2 separate regions of the Homo sapiens genome follow, and region 1 is linked to region 2. Evidence: chromatin contacts called from ENCODE Hi-C data. All regions are on one chromosome and are shown on one strand. The core of a region is the stretch at or near the end of the contact, and the rest is flanking DNA. Distances in the headings are between cores, read along the strand shown. Region 1 overlaps LRMDA (leucine rich melanocyte differentiation associated). Region 2 overlaps LRMDA (leucine rich melanocyte differentiation associated).

Evidence for each region. A loop is a pair of places that touch in the nucleus more often than their neighbours do. Pooled maps may share reads with other maps.
Region 1: a loop to region 2 is called in a map of endothelial cell of umbilical vein, with 2.2 times the contacts of the local background. The contact joins two enhancer-like sites. A Hi-C loop is called at or near these places in 2 of 168 maps with a recorded cell type or tissue (endothelial cell of umbilical vein and heart right ventricle) and 1 of 50 pooled maps.

What each region holds. Positions count from the first base shown.
Region 1 is chr10:76,430,724-76,434,030 of GRCh38, forward strand. The region is part of intron 6 of LRMDA (leucine rich melanocyte differentiation associated); the gene reads left to right. Among named protein-coding and RNA genes, the nearest start is that of KCNMA1-AS1, 460 kb to the right of the region's middle. RefSeq lists an enhancer at 2,390-3,087. Within about 2 kb of position 1,753, at least 15 of the 41 ENCODE cell types and tissues checked have a DNase peak (open chromatin) inside an H3K27ac peak, as active enhancers do.
Region 2 is chr10:76,308,419-76,311,659 of GRCh38, forward strand. All of the region lies in intron 5 of LRMDA (leucine rich melanocyte differentiation associated), which reads left to right. All of the region lies in intron 2 of LOC112268057 (a long non-coding RNA gene), which reads right to left. Among named protein-coding and RNA genes, the nearest start is that of KCNMA1-AS1, 580 kb to the right of the region's middle. Within about 2 kb of position 1,871, at least 4 of the 41 ENCODE cell types and tissues checked have a DNase peak (open chromatin) inside an H3K27ac peak, as active enhancers do.

The DNA.
Region 1 (3,307 bases), core at 503-3,002, 120 kb after region 2:
AGCTAGAATGTTCAGAGGAAATGTTAACCCAAGGGTGGTCCAAGGGTGGCAGTATAGAATATAGAGTTTCAGATAGGGTCAGTGAGTGATTTCAACCTCCTAATTGTCCCACAACCCCCTCCTCTGCCTCCACAAATTCAAGGCCAAAGCTTTCTGAGTATTTTTTCCATTGAATAGTATCTGGAGTAGAGATTATATCCATTTCTCCATCTGGATAGTTTTTTCCTAATGAATTAAAAACCACCTAATAGACTTCAGGGACACTAGGAAGACTCTGATGATTTCAAGAATTCATAATCCTTATTCTATGCTGACATTGAAATTTTACAAGTGGAGCTTTATCTCTACAGTTCAAGGCTTTGGTTTCTGGTGAAAAATATGTCTCTCCCTGGGAGGAAGAAGCAGATTAACCTATTATCAGTTATTTACATCTGGGTGGAAAAAAAAGATCTAAATATTTTCTGAATGCTTTAAGTAGAGAACAAGCAAGATAATAACTAGGTGCTTGGGGAGTGAATTTACGTGTTTGAGGCGGGCTGATGCAGAGAGGAGCATGGATGCGAACGGGCCCATAACTAGGAGCTTTTTGCTGTTGAAAAGCAACTTTGCTGACTGCACAGTTTGTGTGAGCCCTCCTACAGCTCAGTTCTCTCCTCACATCAGCCTGCTTCCCTGGGTGACGACAGTGTTAAAAGCACAGACTTCAGAGTTAGACTGCATAAGTTCAAATCACTTCTCTACTACTTGCAAATTCTGGGGCTTGAGAAAGTCACTAGTCTCCTGTATGTAGCTCAGTTTTCTCATTTTTAAAAGTGACAATAATGGTGCCTTGCTCTAGGGCAGTTATAAATGTAACATCCTCATAATAACCAATAATAAGAGTATAATCAGTGCTGCCTGTTGTTATTATCCCAGTGGATGATAACTTAGACCTATGCTGGATTCGTTGTCATTGGTGATGGTGGTGGTGCTGTGGATGATAAAGAGATGATAGATCCTGATATGGTTTGGTTGTGTCCCCACCTAATTCTCAACTTGAATTCCCACATGTTGTGGGAGGAACCTGGTGGGAGGTAATTGAATAATGGGGGTGGTCTCCCGTGCTGTTCACATGATAGCGAATAAGTTTCACAAGATTTTATGGCTTTAAAAAACGGGAATTTCCCTGTACAAGCTCCCTTCTCTTGTCTGCTGCCATGTGAGACATGCCTTTCACCTTCTGCCATGATTGTGAGGCCTCCCCAGCCACGTGAAACTGTAAGTCCAATAAACCTCTTTATTTTGTAAATTGTCCAGTCTCAGGTATGTCTTTATCAGCAGTGTGAAAATGGACTAATACAGATCCTAAATATAGCAAGTGTACTGGTGCTTAATTTCCCTTTGTAAAACTTGAGTCCTGGCTGATTATCTCCAAACTTTCCCTTGACTTCTTTCCCTGTATTTTAGTTCCAGTGTGTATAAAAGTGAAAGCTGAACTTTCTGAAATGTCGTGGGTGTGGGCCTGGGGGTGCTGCTGGTGTGGTGCTCCTTTACTGGCTCTGTCTTGCCATAGATCTCCACAGAGCCCTGAGCTGTAGGGCTGTTGATGACAAAAAGAGAACATAAAATGCTAGAGGAAAGATCATTCTAACACGGTGCAAATCCCCAAACCTTCCCTACAATTTCTCTGTCTCCCATGCCTCACCCAAAGCAACATTTGGCCTAGAAGGGAACTTTGAGATGATCTGGCCCCATGCCTTTCACACTGAGCTATGCGGAATTCTAGCATTCCAATGAGACTTGTCAGAGGTGCAGGGGGAACAAGTGGTGACCCATCAGGGTGGAGCTAACAGGGCTCCCAAAGCTGGCTTCCAAATCCATTTTTATCCATTCAATACACTGGGGTCTAAAGGAAAATATCATTTAATGAAAAAATTTTATTGTCTAATGTAACAACAGAAGGTTCAAGCATCAGTGATCTAGTCCATCTTGTTCATTTTACAGATGAGGCGCAGAATAGGCTTATCACTGGCTCATGTCACTGCCAGTTAGTCATGGACCCTAGCCTTGAAATTGCTCTTTGGAAACCCCACTGTTTCCAGTATTGTGTCTGCATAGTGGCTTCCACGGGCCGAGGGCTCACCTCATTGCCCCCTCCCCACATGCCCTAGCTGGTCTCTTGAATGACTATAGCACTAGCATGTGGTGGCCATGTGTGCCACCAGTGCCACCACCCTAATGGCAGCTGTGATTATCAGCACAGAGGCCCAGGAAGAAGGACAGAATGGACTGCTGGCGGATGAATTGGGAGGGGAGGGAATGGGCAGAAGTGGAGCCACATTGAACTCAGAAGTATAAGTGAAGAACCCACTATAATGTTGCATGGGGCCTTGTTCAGCAAAGGAAGATTGCTGTCTCCCAGTCCAGTGCAGCTGAATTAAGTGATCTGGCCAGGGTGGCAGTGGGGCCTGTGTTCCTTCTCACAGGTATCTGTGTTAATGGGCACCCCTGCCTGGAGCCGCCAGTGTAGCTGCTTGGATTTCTTATTCTTTTATTTCCATCCTGTCTCCTTGTTTTCTGTCACTGTGTCATGTCAAATCATTGTCAGGTGGCAGACACCACACCCCCCAAGTACAAAGGTATCAGGTTTCAGGACACAGGCTGAAATGAATATAATAATGGGAGCCAGAACGAGGCACAGACCACTTAGCAGGCAAGGAAACAGCTAATAAGTGTTGTTAGTGGTTTCCATGGGGAGGACCTGGCGTGCATTTCTTGGACAGGCAGGTGGAGCACGGCCTGTCCTGGGGTCCAGCTACAGACAGGCTTGTGCGATTAGTATTGATGCCTGTCACTTTGTGGCTGCCAAGCTGTTGATTCTGTGAAAGACCAAAGACTCTGGTTATCTGGTAATCAACACTGCTCTCAGGAACGCACTGGGGAAACAGAAATAGGCTTTCCTGAGTATTGACTGAAGCCATGGATCATGTTGCTGGTTTGTGTTTTCCTCTAGCCCCAGCCCTGAGATTGCTCCAGCCTGTTCTTCACCTGCAGTGCCAGGTAACCATTCTTATTTGTCATGGGATCAAATTCTAACCCTCTTAGAGTGAGCCCATCCAAATGCTCTGACTCAGCTGAACACTGATGTAACCAGGGTGACTTGGGCGACAGCATAGGAAATAAGAATGCATTTGCATGTCAAGGTGGAAATTCAGTCTCTCACCTTTGACAAATTCCCACACCTTTGACAAATTCCCAAATCCAAATGCATGGTTGACGCTTAGGCTTCTTCTTATCCCACTCCACCTCACCTTTGCTTTTTTAAAGG
Region 2 (3,241 bases), core at 621-3,120:
CATGGTGGCTGTTCACTGGCCCCAGGAAAGGCCGTGCTTGTTTCCCCTCCCAAGACTACTTCCATGGACCGAGACAGGTAACTGCAGTTACCCAGTGACTGGAGGAGATGGAGAAGATTCCAGTAGAACCAGCCAATCTAAACCCAGGTCCTTCTCTGTGAAGTCACCTTTGCTACACATCAGAGACCATGGGGCTGCTGCTTTCTCACCAATCTCTCTCCTGCTCTCACCTCTCTCCTCCCAGCCTGGGGATGGAGAAGCCATAGCAAGCACCCATATGGCTCACATTTTCTTCTCCTCAAAACCTCTCCCCATAGTTCTGTCTGAATCTGAAAGTGACGGCTCCAATTAAGACACAGGAAGAAAAGAAATATAATTTCTAAGTCACTTGGCCTGGTGACATATATGTTGGGAGTTAGGAAAGTCAGTGTGCGGCTTCTCTACCATCCCAGGCGCTGCAGTCAAACAAATCAATTCAGCCTTCAGAGGGGCATCCATTGCCTTGTGATTATGTTTGTGTAAAGTCTTGGGGTCTTTGATCAAAGAATGGCATTTCAGGCCAGTCCCTAATCCTCACTGCCTTAAGATGTTTAAATGGGTTAAAAAAAAAAAAGTTGATAACAGCTGGGATTTAAATTTGCCTTTGCCCAGCTTTTGTTTTGAAAGGACTTCTATTATCCGTGGCTTCCCTTTTCGAGGCAAAGATGGATCATTGGGTAAACCAAAAAGGGAAAGAGGATATGGGAGGAAATGGGCGGGGACTCTGAATTAATCTTCTGAGGAAGAATGTTTGATCAGCGGGGAGGAGGGGATGAAAACCTCTGATGCTGACAGCAGGCACCTTTCTGATGAGGGTGTGATTGGCACCTTTGAAGCTTCAGTCAGGAGCCAGTGTCCAGTGGGTCAGAGCTTCCTCTGTCTGTGGGTGGTGGAGGTAATAATGAGGCAACTGGAAGGATTAATTGCGGACAAGCAGCAGGATTACGAGGAGGGCTTCTCAGCTCCAAAAGGAACAGTTCGAGGAAAGCCTCTGATCTGTCAGCCTTAGAGGAAATTAGTGGGAGCAGACTCGAGCAGGCTTAAAAAAAGGCATTTAGGATATTAAAGCGAAATGTGAAGAGGATATTAAAATAGGGCAAAAGGGCAAGGAGCGCTGATCTTGAAAGGCGGGTGTCTCCCTCTTATTACTAGGAATTTCCAAGTTTTGCCCAGATTTCACAGACACCTTATTTTTACAGTCCAGCAGAGAGATTTTACTTGCATTGCAACAAGTTAGGGGAGGGTCAGACTGGATTTGAGGTGGCACCCAAGGTCCTGTACAAAACTTGTTTGCTGTCCACCCTCTGGCAGTTTCAGAAGCTCCTGAAACTAAGGCTCCTGGTATAATTTTACAACAAGCCAGCGCATTACTGACATCCTATCTGCATTAGCTATCTGTTGTATGTTTTACTTCTTACCCTTCTGGTTCAAGTCTGGATGCTGCCAATAAATCCTGTGTTACCATTAAAGAGGCCATTCATCACGCTTCCTAATGCGATTAATCAAGATACACCACAGTACCCTTAAAATGAGATCATTTTGATAAATCATGTATGACATGAAAAGACTTTATTCCTTTTAAGTGCAATTTAGACTGTAATTTTTTTCCTCATTTATGATTCATGGGAGAAACATGGATAAAATTCCCTTGCACAGTTACACCTTATCTACAGCAATAACTCAAAACTGCTTTTAGATGAAAATTCAGGGTCTTATTCACCAAAGCTGAATGCCAGCTCATTATTTTCTGGCGTTCAGTAGTCCAAAAATAATGTCCGCACATTAAGCGGCATTCTCAAAAAAGTTGGAATTGGCCAGGCTCCAGGCACATCAATTACACTCCATCATCCTTAATAAGGAAGAAATATCAGATGTCCTCTTGGAGGTTTTTTGAATCAGTAATGCTCAGCCTTTACCTTCCCAATTTAGAATGATTGGGAAACAAAAATGGTAGTAACAAAAAAAGTATGGGAATTTCAGGGCCTTTACATGACTCTTCTCCTGTTGCATAAGTCTCAAAAGAGGTATTTTTTCCCTCCCATGCGGTTCATGCTTCCTTTTCCATTCCCCTTTTCTCATTTCACAAAGGAAACTACCATTTTGTTAGGTCTGAGTTTTGTTTCTAAGCTGCTGTATCTGTGATGCAGGCTTTCCCCTCACAGCTGTCACAATAATTTGGGAAACGATATTCATAACCTCCAATAGAAAAATAATTTGAAAATGTGCCTTCTGGTGAGATCCATCAAGTTTAAGGCCATATTTTTGGTTAAAAGGGAGACACTGATGCTATTCATTAAACTGAAAAATGGCTTGTTTTCCACTAATATTGAAATAAACTCTGGATGAATGTTAAGTCATGCTGGCATGCACTCTTATTGAAAGCAAAAGGAAAACACAGATATATTTAATTTGGACATGTAAAGTCAACAGAGTTTTAGGTCTTTCATGAGAAAGGGAATCAGGAAGATTGGCTGAAACAAATGTGAACAATTAGAAGTTCATTTGCCTCTTGCAAAGAGTGAGAGCATTTAAAGAGGGATTCAGTGTCTGAGAACTATAGACTCACTTGCATTTTTTTTTCAACCCCTGGTACCTATGAATAAAGAAATAAAGACTTGATCAACATGTAATTTATTTCCCTGCTGTTCTTAGAGATTCATTTGGGAAGCAGAACAAAAGCCAGTATTTGACTCTGTTTTTAAGTAACCCAAGAATGCACACGTATCCTATTCATGCCCACTTAACATAAATGCAGCAAAACTCAAGTTTATTTGGGTTATCACATTTATGCTAATGCTCTGTACTTTAATCGGATAGAAACTGACATAAAACAAAAGTTCCTTGCATATTATTCACACATTTAAATGAAATTTCCTGTGCTTTTAATTTTTTCTAATATGAAGAGTCAATTAAGAATCTAAGGCCATTAAGGCTGCACTTGCCTTGTTTAGGTTTCCATTTCACATTTATGACTTTCTATTTTTGTGAAAAAAGATCTGTAAATTTGAAAAATATGCACGTATCTCATTAAAAAAGTTTCCCAGCTCTAGCAACACTCAGCAAATCTCCAAAGAATGCAAGTTTAAAACATAAATATTTTAAGGCCCCATAAAATTGGCAGTAAATATTTTTCCCCCTTTAATACCATGTTCATTTCATTCCAATTTACTACCACGATTATATTTTCCAAAGCGGCTTTTAA